2 separate regions of the Homo sapiens genome follow, and region 2 is linked to region 1. A link is a contact called in ENCODE Hi-C or POLR2A ChIA-PET data. All regions are on one chromosome and are shown on one strand. The core of a region is the stretch at or near the end of the contact, and the rest is flanking DNA. Distances in the headings are between cores, read along the strand shown.

Evidence for each region. Hi-C counts contacts between places; a loop is a spot of excess contacts on that map. ChIA-PET counts read pairs that join two places held with the same protein, here RNA polymerase II (POLR2A). Pooled maps may share reads with other maps.
Region 2: a map of Calu3 shows a loop between it and region 1 (4-fold over the local background). The contact joins two enhancer-like sites. A Hi-C loop is called at or near these places in 1 of 168 maps with a recorded cell type or tissue (Calu3) and 13 of 50 pooled maps. POLR2A ChIA-PET finds 5 or more read pairs at or near these places in 2 of 52 experiments (A549 and MCF 10A).

What each region holds. Positions count from the first base shown.
Region 1 is chr5:59,797,308-59,802,332 of GRCh38, reverse strand. All of the region lies in intron 1 of PDE4D (phosphodiesterase 4D), which reads left to right. Among named protein-coding and RNA genes, the nearest start is that of PDE4D, 94 kb to the left of the region's middle. RefSeq lists an enhancer at 1,325-1,855. Within about 2 kb of position 2,117, at least 3 of the 41 ENCODE cell types and tissues checked have a DNase peak (open chromatin) inside an H3K27ac peak, as active enhancers do.
Region 2 is chr5:59,589,097-59,594,007 of GRCh38, reverse strand. All of the region lies in intron 1 of PDE4D (phosphodiesterase 4D), which reads left to right. Among named protein-coding and RNA genes, the nearest start is that of MIR582, 110 kb to the left of the region's middle. Within about 2 kb of position 2,672, at least 5 of the 41 ENCODE cell types and tissues checked have a DNase peak (open chromatin) inside an H3K27ac peak, as active enhancers do.

The DNA of each region.
Region 1 (5,025 bases), core at 868-3,367:
ACTTTCCTGCTTCAAAGTATGTATTTCTTAACTAAAGTGTTTGTGGGATATGGCTGCGTGTTGGCATCACCTAGAGAACTTTAAAAAAAAAATGAAAACAAAAACAAAACAAAACAAAAAACTGATCTTCATGTCCCAGAGGTTCTCTTCTAATTGATGTGGGCTGTGATCTGGGCATAGAGATTGCCAAAATTACCCCGGTGATTCTAACACATAAAAATGTTTTAGAGTTTCTTAAGTACTTTTTTTCCTGATGAGTTTCAAGAGGGCCACTTTTTTTTTCTGGAAGATTATTTTCAGAAACACCTAGCCCTTCTTTATTTGTATCTCCTGTAGATGTTTTCCTTCTGAGTTTTTCTCTGTGAAACAAGAAAATATAATGAACTGTCATTTGCACGTTGCACAAAGCATGAACTTTATTTGGAGTCTTAGATAAACTTGTTCTGATCTAGAAATGAAAAATAATGAACTCTGCTGAGTTCTGCATTTCCTGTCTGAAGTTAGCTTTACCATAAGGATCTGGTGGGTAAGTGTTTGTTGTTCTTGTCATTAATTATTGGAACAGAGTTGTTTGGAGTAGATGATTCATTGTGGAACAAATCGTCTGATTTTGAGGGACATTTTCCATTATAAAATAATTATACATAAAAACAGAAGTATTGCTTTAATACTAAGATTTGTAACAATGCCATGTCATTCTGGTTGTAATGACTCTGTGTCTATTCCACTGGTTTGGAAAATAAAACAGATTGATTTCAGTCATATGAAGATACTTGAAAATAGGTTACATTTAATCAATTAGAAACTAGTTGTTTCTAACTTCACTAATCTTGTAAAAAGAATTAATTCCACCCCACTCCTAAAGTTAGTAGATAGATAGATATCACCAGATAAGTTCCTAAAATATACCTAGGAAATAGCTCTTTCTCAAATAATGATGGTGTCAGTAAGTCTAATGTAAGTCCATTTTATTTTACCCTTTCTTTAGGTTCTGCCCTTGTATCTTAGAATAATGAAATATGAAGTGAAATTTGGTGTCATGGTTTACCTGTAGCCATTTTATAATTTAGATTCATGGGTTTACATTACTTACTGAAACTACTGGGGAAACATTAACAACACAATAGGATTCCTAGATTGATAAACTTCAACACTCAAGCTATGACAGTTGTTCTCAGTCTCGTCTTTGATTCAATGTAAAAATTTGGACAAGTTAATTAGCTTTCTTTTGCTGCGTGTATAGGGGCAGGATAAACTTGAGAATTCCCACAATTATTCAACCCAGATCAAAGATATTTGTCTCAGGAAATCAACAATATTAAGAAAAATGGCTTTTTGAAAAAAAATTAAAAAAATGTTTAGCACCTTCAAATATCAGATTCACATCCTCATCATCCTCACTTAGAGATTTTAAAACTAATAGCAATTTTGTATGGCACATTTGCATTTACAATGCATTTTTGTACACATTCTATTTTCCCCTAAACCCAGGGAGACTGGAAGAGCAACAATTTACATATTTGCGTATTTTTAGAAAGTGAGTCTTAGAAAGGTTAAGTGACTAACCTAGGCTCAAACAGCCAGAAGTGTGTGGAACAAAGGCACCACACAGCTTTGCTGACTGTGAGCTCACTCTTTCTACTCCTCCAGCTATGCCAGCTATACAATAGCAACTTGTGAGAGGTGTTAGGTGTGAGGGATAGTAGGGGGGTAGGGGTGGGGAGGGGAAGAGGAAGCAAAGTCCTCATACTGATTGTATTTTTATCACTTTTCTAAAGGATTTTATGTTTTACAGCCTATTTGTCATTGGTGGAAATATCTCTACACTGGTGCTATAAACAGCAAAACATGCACTTGAGACTCCCTGCAAGCCCATCTAAGTTTTAAGGGTAATTGAGAATAGCAGCACTTGATACACATATCTTCATTTACTATATAGTGTGATCAATTATTTTCCCTGATACTAAGGGAAAATTAAACATCTTTTCATTGGTTGTTGCATTTCTTTCACGGTGTTTTTAATGCACTTTGCGAGCTTTTGTAGTTCTCAAAACTGGCCACTAGATGGTAGTGTTTAGTTAGTATTGTCGCACATGTTCCATTGTGGGAACTTTGATTCTAATAGGAAACATTTCATATATAATACTGCACTGAAACTGTTTCCCCAGTGGCTGAGGCACACGATAAAAACTCTGTGGCTTGAGCCTTCTTTTTCTTTTTTAATGACTAGACCTCCCTTCATTCAACACAGACCTTTCTTCCACATACTACTTATTCAGCAATTCATTTTTCTCCCCATAATAGTCTTTTTAAACACCCCACAGTGAGGGAGTGTTAAAAGTCCTGCCTTTCGTAGAATTTTGCTCTAAACTTCTGAGAGGTAAAGCAGATCTGGTGCCAAGATGATGTGTTCTAGGGAAGTACAAGGACAATAGACTTAAAGACCTGTGCTGCCAGCTTGTGAATAATTGAAGATTTGTATCTCGAAGTAAATTTCAGAGTACCCCTGTACTTCCTTGGGTATCTAAACCAAATAAGACAGAAGTTGTAGTTGCCTGGTATAGATACCACATTGCCAAAATTTTACAGTATTTTGGACAATCCAATAGATGTCTTCTCTCTGCTTTGTTTAAGCCTTCTAATTTCCCCAGCAAGACAAAGCAAAACAAAATTAATTCACACAGCCTGTTTGCATGATATGGTCCGATGGTTTACTATGCTATGTTTGTCATTAGTCACCCAAGCACAGAATCTAAAAGTCACTTATAACCATTTCCTGCCCCCCCATGACTGCTGATTCTTCCAAAACCATAAATCTCCTTTACTAATTCACTTGAATAACCAAACCTGCATTTCAGGTTCTCATTCTTTACACACCCAATAAAAAATGAGATGCCATCTGTTATTTTATTCATTAAGTCAAGTTCTGTTTCTCATGTTCTGCGGGAATTCTTCCCATGTGGTTTTACTGTTTGTTTCACTTTCTTCAATTTCCCTCATCATTACACATAAGCATTTATAAAATACCTCTTCATAAAATCCACTCCAGTCATTCTCTGCAGTTAACTCCAAGATCTCCAAGATCAAAACAGACCCCAAAGTTGTCAATGAAACTGTTCACTTGCACAGTGCAGGGGCTGGGGGTGTGGTTACTTGGGTGTGTGAATATGAACTTTCGGTTGTCTGAGGACAACAGGAAGCCTTGTTTCTGGTTGCTATCATATTAAACTTTAGTTAAGATTTTTATTGTTTATGAGATAGGGAATTTTTTCCCCTGGGGGTCAACTGGGGTCACCCTATTTCCTGAGGGCTAAATAAAATTGGCTGCAATCCCCATCGTACAGATTGTGAAAAGTTCTGCTTTCTCTCCAAAGCTTTTATGAATCCTTGATCACACCAGGCCCCACATCTCTGCTTCAGCCAAATTGGTTGCGTTTAGGAGTTCTCTCACAGTAGCTGTCATCATCTCTTTTTTCCATACCACAGAGGCTCAAGGTAGAACTGAGCCCCTTCCTTAGTTTTCCCAACCACCAGCCTTCCCTCTGCCCCAACAAAACAAAACTTGTTCACACATGGGATTTCTGCATTGTACCACACTTTACTGATGGTTTGAAGAAATGGAAGCAATGTTCACCATAATGTGAGAAGTGACTGTGTTTAGACTTTCATATTCTTAAAAAGTCAGTTACCCAGTGATTTCTATATGGAAGGTGTTAGCCTTTTGCTAGGTTTGCTTGGGTTTTTTCTTTCATTCCTACCCTTCCGTACCTCTCCTACTTCAAAAATTGCTTATAGGAACTCCAGATTTTTCTTACTTAATGGCATTTAGTGCTTTACGTCTCTCCTGCTCCATCCACCTTTTAACTCCCAGAACTACGCAAGTGCTCAGCAGAACAAAATGGGCTTTCATGTAATATTACCACAACTTGATAGAAGATATTTTTGGTTATAAATAGCTTTTAAAAAAAATTTTTTGGTGATTACATGTGGGTACGATGACTAAATTGAATTTTGCTCTTCGTCTCATACACACAAACACACACACACACACACACACACACACACACACACACACACAGGCATTTATATATAGAGAGAGAGAGATGGAGACTTGTTCTGTCATCCCAGCTGGAGTGTAGTGGTGCAATCACAGCTCACTGCAGCCTCAACCTCCCAGGTGCAAGTGATCCTCCTGCTTCAGCCTCCCATGTAGCTGGGATTACAGGTGCGGGCCACCACACCTGGCTATTTTTTATTATTTTTTGTAGATGCGGAATCTCCCTATGTTGCCCAGGCTAGTAACTCCTAGGTGTAAGTGATCCTCCAGACTCGGACTCCCAAAGTGCTGGGATTACAAGTGCAAGCCCCCATACCCCCAGCCTTCTGCTCCTATTTGACCTAGAAATTCCATATAGTAGCCATAGCATTCATTCATTCAACAAATAATTATTGAACACCTACTTGCAAAAAGGAATTCAGTTCCTATTCTGTTGGGGTGATAATCTAGTAAATAATAATAATAATAATGAAAAGTGTCCATGCACTCTTCTAGGCTCCAATAATCCCTATGAAGAGAGGGTATGCTTAAACAACAGATGCTTATTTTCTCACGGTTGTGGAGGCTGGCAGTGTGAGATCGGGGTGCCTGCATAGTGGAGTTCTAGTGAGGGCTGGCTTCCCCTATGCCTTCACCCAAAGTTTATGTGTTATTAATATCAGCAGCCCTCTATCTCTGGATGTCTCTGGTGCCTTAGAAGACATATTCTCTACAGTTAAAGAGTGATCCTCAAGAACGGACAGGGTAAATATATTTTATATTGCTAAATGCCCCCATTTGAAGGGCTATATACCATTTCATGTAGCAAGGAGCACTTAATGGCTCCAGCAGAACAAAATAACTCTACAGAAAATTTTTATTTGCCCAAAGCATCTAACGAGCTGGTCCTTCCATGCATGTGGTGGCACTCTTGTGAACTGCTTCCTGAGATCCTCTTAGTGCAAAGCCAACAACATTCAGTACATTTC
Region 2 (4,911 bases), core at 1,423-3,922, 210 kb after region 1:
GAACAAAAAACCCCAGCAGGTTAGGCTCTGATTAACTAGTTTCTCCTCAGGAAGAACCAAGCTTCAGCAGATTTAAAGATGTGTACTTTTTCCCTTCTCTTGCTGGAAGCATGAGAGAATTTTTCTCCAATATTTACTGTGAGAACTTGGTAGCACTCCTGGAGGTAAAACACACAGAATTGTGGGGACCTCCCTATTACTGGGTTCCTCTGGAGTTTTTCAACTTTCAGACTTGCCTGCACTCAGCCTCTAACGATTTGTCAATTATAGTTGAGGTTTTTCTACCCCAGCACTGGTTCTCTTGGAGGTTTCTGCTCCGGTATGTTGTGATTCTCCATAGCCTACTGTCTATCTCACCAGTGGTTTGGGCAGCAGTTTGCCCTGTGACCTCACTTCTCTTATGGATCTAAGAAGAGTTGATTTTTCAGTTTGTTCAGCTTTTTTGTTGTTAGGACAGATTGGCAACTTCCAAGCTCCTTATGTGAGGAACTGAAAGCTGGATTATGTTACTTTTTTACTGGGAGGTTGAGTGATAGAAGAACTGTCATCAGAAGTTTAATTAAATTATCAATCAGTAACAATCAATTAAATTTCCAGTGAAAGCAAATCTATTTTGGATACATCTAATCAGGATAAATGAAAGAATAAGTGTGCATTCTTACAACATTTCTCTTTTTTTTTTTTTTTTGAGAGCCATTACAGGTGCGAACCACCATGCCCAGCTGATAATATGAGTAAGTTTTGAAGTTGGGCTTTATTTTATTACATGAGAAATATTTTTGCTCCTTTGAATTTTCTAAACAAATATTATACAAAGCCTTTAGAAAAGCTTAAGATATAAATGAAATGTAATTCCATTTCAGAAGGTAGTTTTGACATTACATTATTTGTATTTTTTCTTTTTTTTCCATTTTGATTCCAGTAAATTGCAAAACAAATGATCTGTATTTTATTATATTTTACTAAGCAAATTTTAAAGGTATATGCAAACAACATTTAAAGAGCTCTTCTTATTAAAAAATTTTAAATTATAATAAGTTAAAATTATAATAATCTAAGTGTTTGTATTACTTCCATGCTACGGATAAGGAAATTGTGTCTCACAGAGGTTTCATGCGTTGGTCAAAATTACACAAAAAGTAAAAGGCAGAACCTGAAAATAAGGGTTCACATCTTAGGACTCCAAGATGGTATACACATTTGACTTTTTTGTCTTTAAACTTGCTGTGAACATTTTTCCACTTTTGATTCTTAAGTATAAATATTAAGTGCCTTCTTTGTATTTCAGTATTAGGCTTTTAAGTCTTCTACTTCCAAAAAAAAAATTAAAAGTAAAATTTAACAAGCATTCTAAATATTCCAATTATGAAATATATTTCATATTATGAGATTTTTCTTCTGTAAAAGAATTTATCATTTAAGATTAGAAGATTTAACCTTGAGGAGTATGATCCAAAATGGCTTTTTATATTAGTTGAATCATGAAAAGTCCCAACAAAGCATTTGCTGGTTTTAGGTGATGAAACTAGGTGTTTAATGAATTTATTTTTTCTTTTCTAATTGGTGATTGTACCCTGGGTTATGAGAATATGTAGAAATTGAATGTAGTAGCTACTAGCAACTTGCTGAAACATGATGCATTTCCCTGACTCTCAGCAACTGAAACTGCGGCTTCATGAAAGGCTTCTCGTATTTCAGTTATAAATGTTCAGAACAGCATGCCTTCAGACTTTGCTAGAACTTGCCAGGAGTGGAAAGTCATGACTATCAACATCGTTATTAGTTAACATTGACTGAGTACCAACAATGTTTTTGGTGTTATAAATATAGAGAAGAAGACACTGTTCTGTTCCTGGGGGATTGGCTTTCTGTAAAGGTGAGATAGAGAATTTGGTCTTGAATGTTCTTTTCTTGCTGGGAGGTGGGGTTGGAAGCACAGCCACCTCAGGTCTCATTCTGATGGCACACTCACCTCTTTATTAGTTGATGATATATGCAATAAAAAGAAAAAAATGTATAATTACACATACATACACACATGTGAAAACTCATGTAAATTTTATTTTTTATTGGTAAAAAATATATATTTATGGGGGGAGCTTGAGGCAAAAAGTCACATCCTGCAAGATATCCAGGTGACAGTAGCTTCTATATCCTTGTGTATAATGTATTTATACTGTTATTAATAGTATATAGAATGTGCTAAGAAAAGTACATAGAAGTTTTTGTATGTGTAAATATATTTATATGAACCCAATATGTAGAATACAGGGACCAAGTGTTTTGTTTTTGACATCTAAGGGACAAAAGTAATCCAGCCTCTTGAAAGAATGGAGACTTTCCAAAAATATCTGAACTGATTATTGGTATTCATATAAGATAAATAAGTCATCTTTTAGGTCTTTATTCTTTGATGTCTAAATATACAGGAGTTTTATTTCATCAAGTTATTTAAGAGGCAAACATTGACATTAGCTATTGATTATACCAAAATGCAATGATGACAAAAAAATATACCTTAACATTTGACATTAAAGTTACTTTCTGAAAGTGAAACTCAGGGAAAATCAATGAAGTAACTCATCACACCCTCTGATAAGTACAAGTGACTAAAGAGTCTAGGAAATACCCAACCTCAGGAACTAGGGTGTGACTTTATTATACTATGCTTATACTAGCATAAAGGTTGAACTTAATCATTCTTTTATGCTCATTGTGAAGGAAGTGTGTAAGTTGAAGGCATTTTAAGAGGATGAAATACTGAAACTGATATTACAGAGATAAGAATTTGTGTAGAAAGTATTAATTCTGTATTTCTACTGTTACATTTTTGTAATTTTTTTTAAAGAGCCAGACTTTTTTTGTATGTATTATCAAACTTTGAGATAAAACTAGTTAAAGCAGAAGAGCTCTTGTTGAAACAGCACAAAGTACCTGGCTTCCTAGACCCAGCACAAAGTACCTTGCCCCTCAGCTGACCTGATGCAACTTTGAAAAACCATAGGGTTCCCAGAAACTTAGTTTGAAAACCTTCACTCTTATGAGCATAACCCTATAACCATGAGAGAAAAGGGTTTTATTGGAAAAGGACGTGGGACACCGGCTAGTTAATACTTCTGGCTCTGATTCTGGATGCATTAAGCGATCTTTCAATGAAAATGTTGAAAGTATTTTGGTTTGCTCTGAGTTTGTAGTTTATCAATTAATTGAGCTTTTTATTGAATCAGCCTCATTTAAGGGTAGTTAATATAAGTTCACTTACTCTTGTGCTTGCTGTGGGATTAAAATTTAAAAAAAAACACAAAACAAAACAACAAACCAGTCTTTGCTCTAGTAGAGCTGAGGTTATGCCATAGCTGCAGGGACTTCACTGAGGTTATGCCAATTTGTGGTGCCCTGCTAATAATTCGCACTCCTGTATTGATAAAAATAATGGGGCTGAGATTAGCCATAAAGATAATCTTTTATGGTTACTCCTGATATTTCTTTTTAATTTTTTTAGAGACAGAGTCTATGTTTCCCAGCCTGGTCTTGAAATGGGCTCAAGTTATCCTCCTGCATCAGCCTTCCAAGTAGCTAGGACTACAGGCATGAGCAACCAGAACTGGCTTCCTGATATTTCTTAAAAGTTTCATGAAAGGATGATTATCTTTTAGTGTAACAAAATAGATTAGCATTACCCTAACCCAACAACATTTTTTCATTTTTGACAACTTGTTTTTAGATTACAAACCTATTAGTTCTGCCTAACTGTTGTTTCTTGAAGGCCATACATGTAGGAAGTATTAAATTTGTAAAGTATCAGCCTATAAATTAGTAGACATAACTCTTAAGACCCTCTTTCTAATATAAATGGAATAAAATGCTGGAAATGAGTTATTTCTATTTTCTAAGCAAGCCTATTCTTTTATATTTGTTGCCTTATGTCTGCAAAAATATTCAATTTTGGATTGTTTAATAATGTGTAGTCTTGATTCTCTGAACTGTGAAATAAATTACAGTTTTTTCTTTGCTATCTTTCAAGCAGAAATTTGGCTTTTCTGTTATTTATCATAGTTTCTCAGTTGTGTTTCCTTTTGTTCTAATTTGTTAGACTTTATTCTAGACAGTTGCATGTATAAAAATAAAAATCCAACGAAAATTCACTTTAAAAATATTCAGCTAAAATGTCCTCTTAGTTTAAGTATATTTAGTAGTTTAATGGCCAAATCATTTGTATTTTATTTATAAAGTGCTTTGCTTATATCATTGCCCGCAAATGGAAATGTAGCTAACAAGTATTGAATGTTGAACTGTGTGGTAGTGGAGAAAGATTCAGAGGTATTCTTACTATCCTATCACCCATAGGTGATGGTTTGACATATGAACAGAGTAGAATAAAATGGACTAAGAAAATAATGTCAGATAAATGATGTTCATTACAAAGGAAAATATATTTTTACATCTTTTTAAAAAATCTTTGCATTTGCTACTTTCTATGGAGACCTACTCTCTTGTATAAGGACTGAATGTTAGTTTTAAAATAATTAAAACCCATCATTATCATCATCATGATCAAAGATCACTAACCAGAGTCAAATAATTTGAATTCTCTTCCAGATCTACTGCTCACAAGATGCCTGATAATGAACAAATACAATCTTTTTGGCATCTCCAAAATGGGCATAATAAATGTCTTAATCTCCTCAGCATAATTCTGTGATGCCAAAATAATACATATAACAATAATATTTTAGAAAGTATAAAAGTATAACAAGGTGGTATTATTATGATTACAGAGGTGCTAGAATATTGTGGTAATGTGTACAGGCTCTGGAGCCAGACTTCCTTGATTCAGATAGTGACTCACTAGATATTTAACCTCAGACATGCTACTTAACATCTGAGTGCCTCAATAGCCTCATCTGGAGA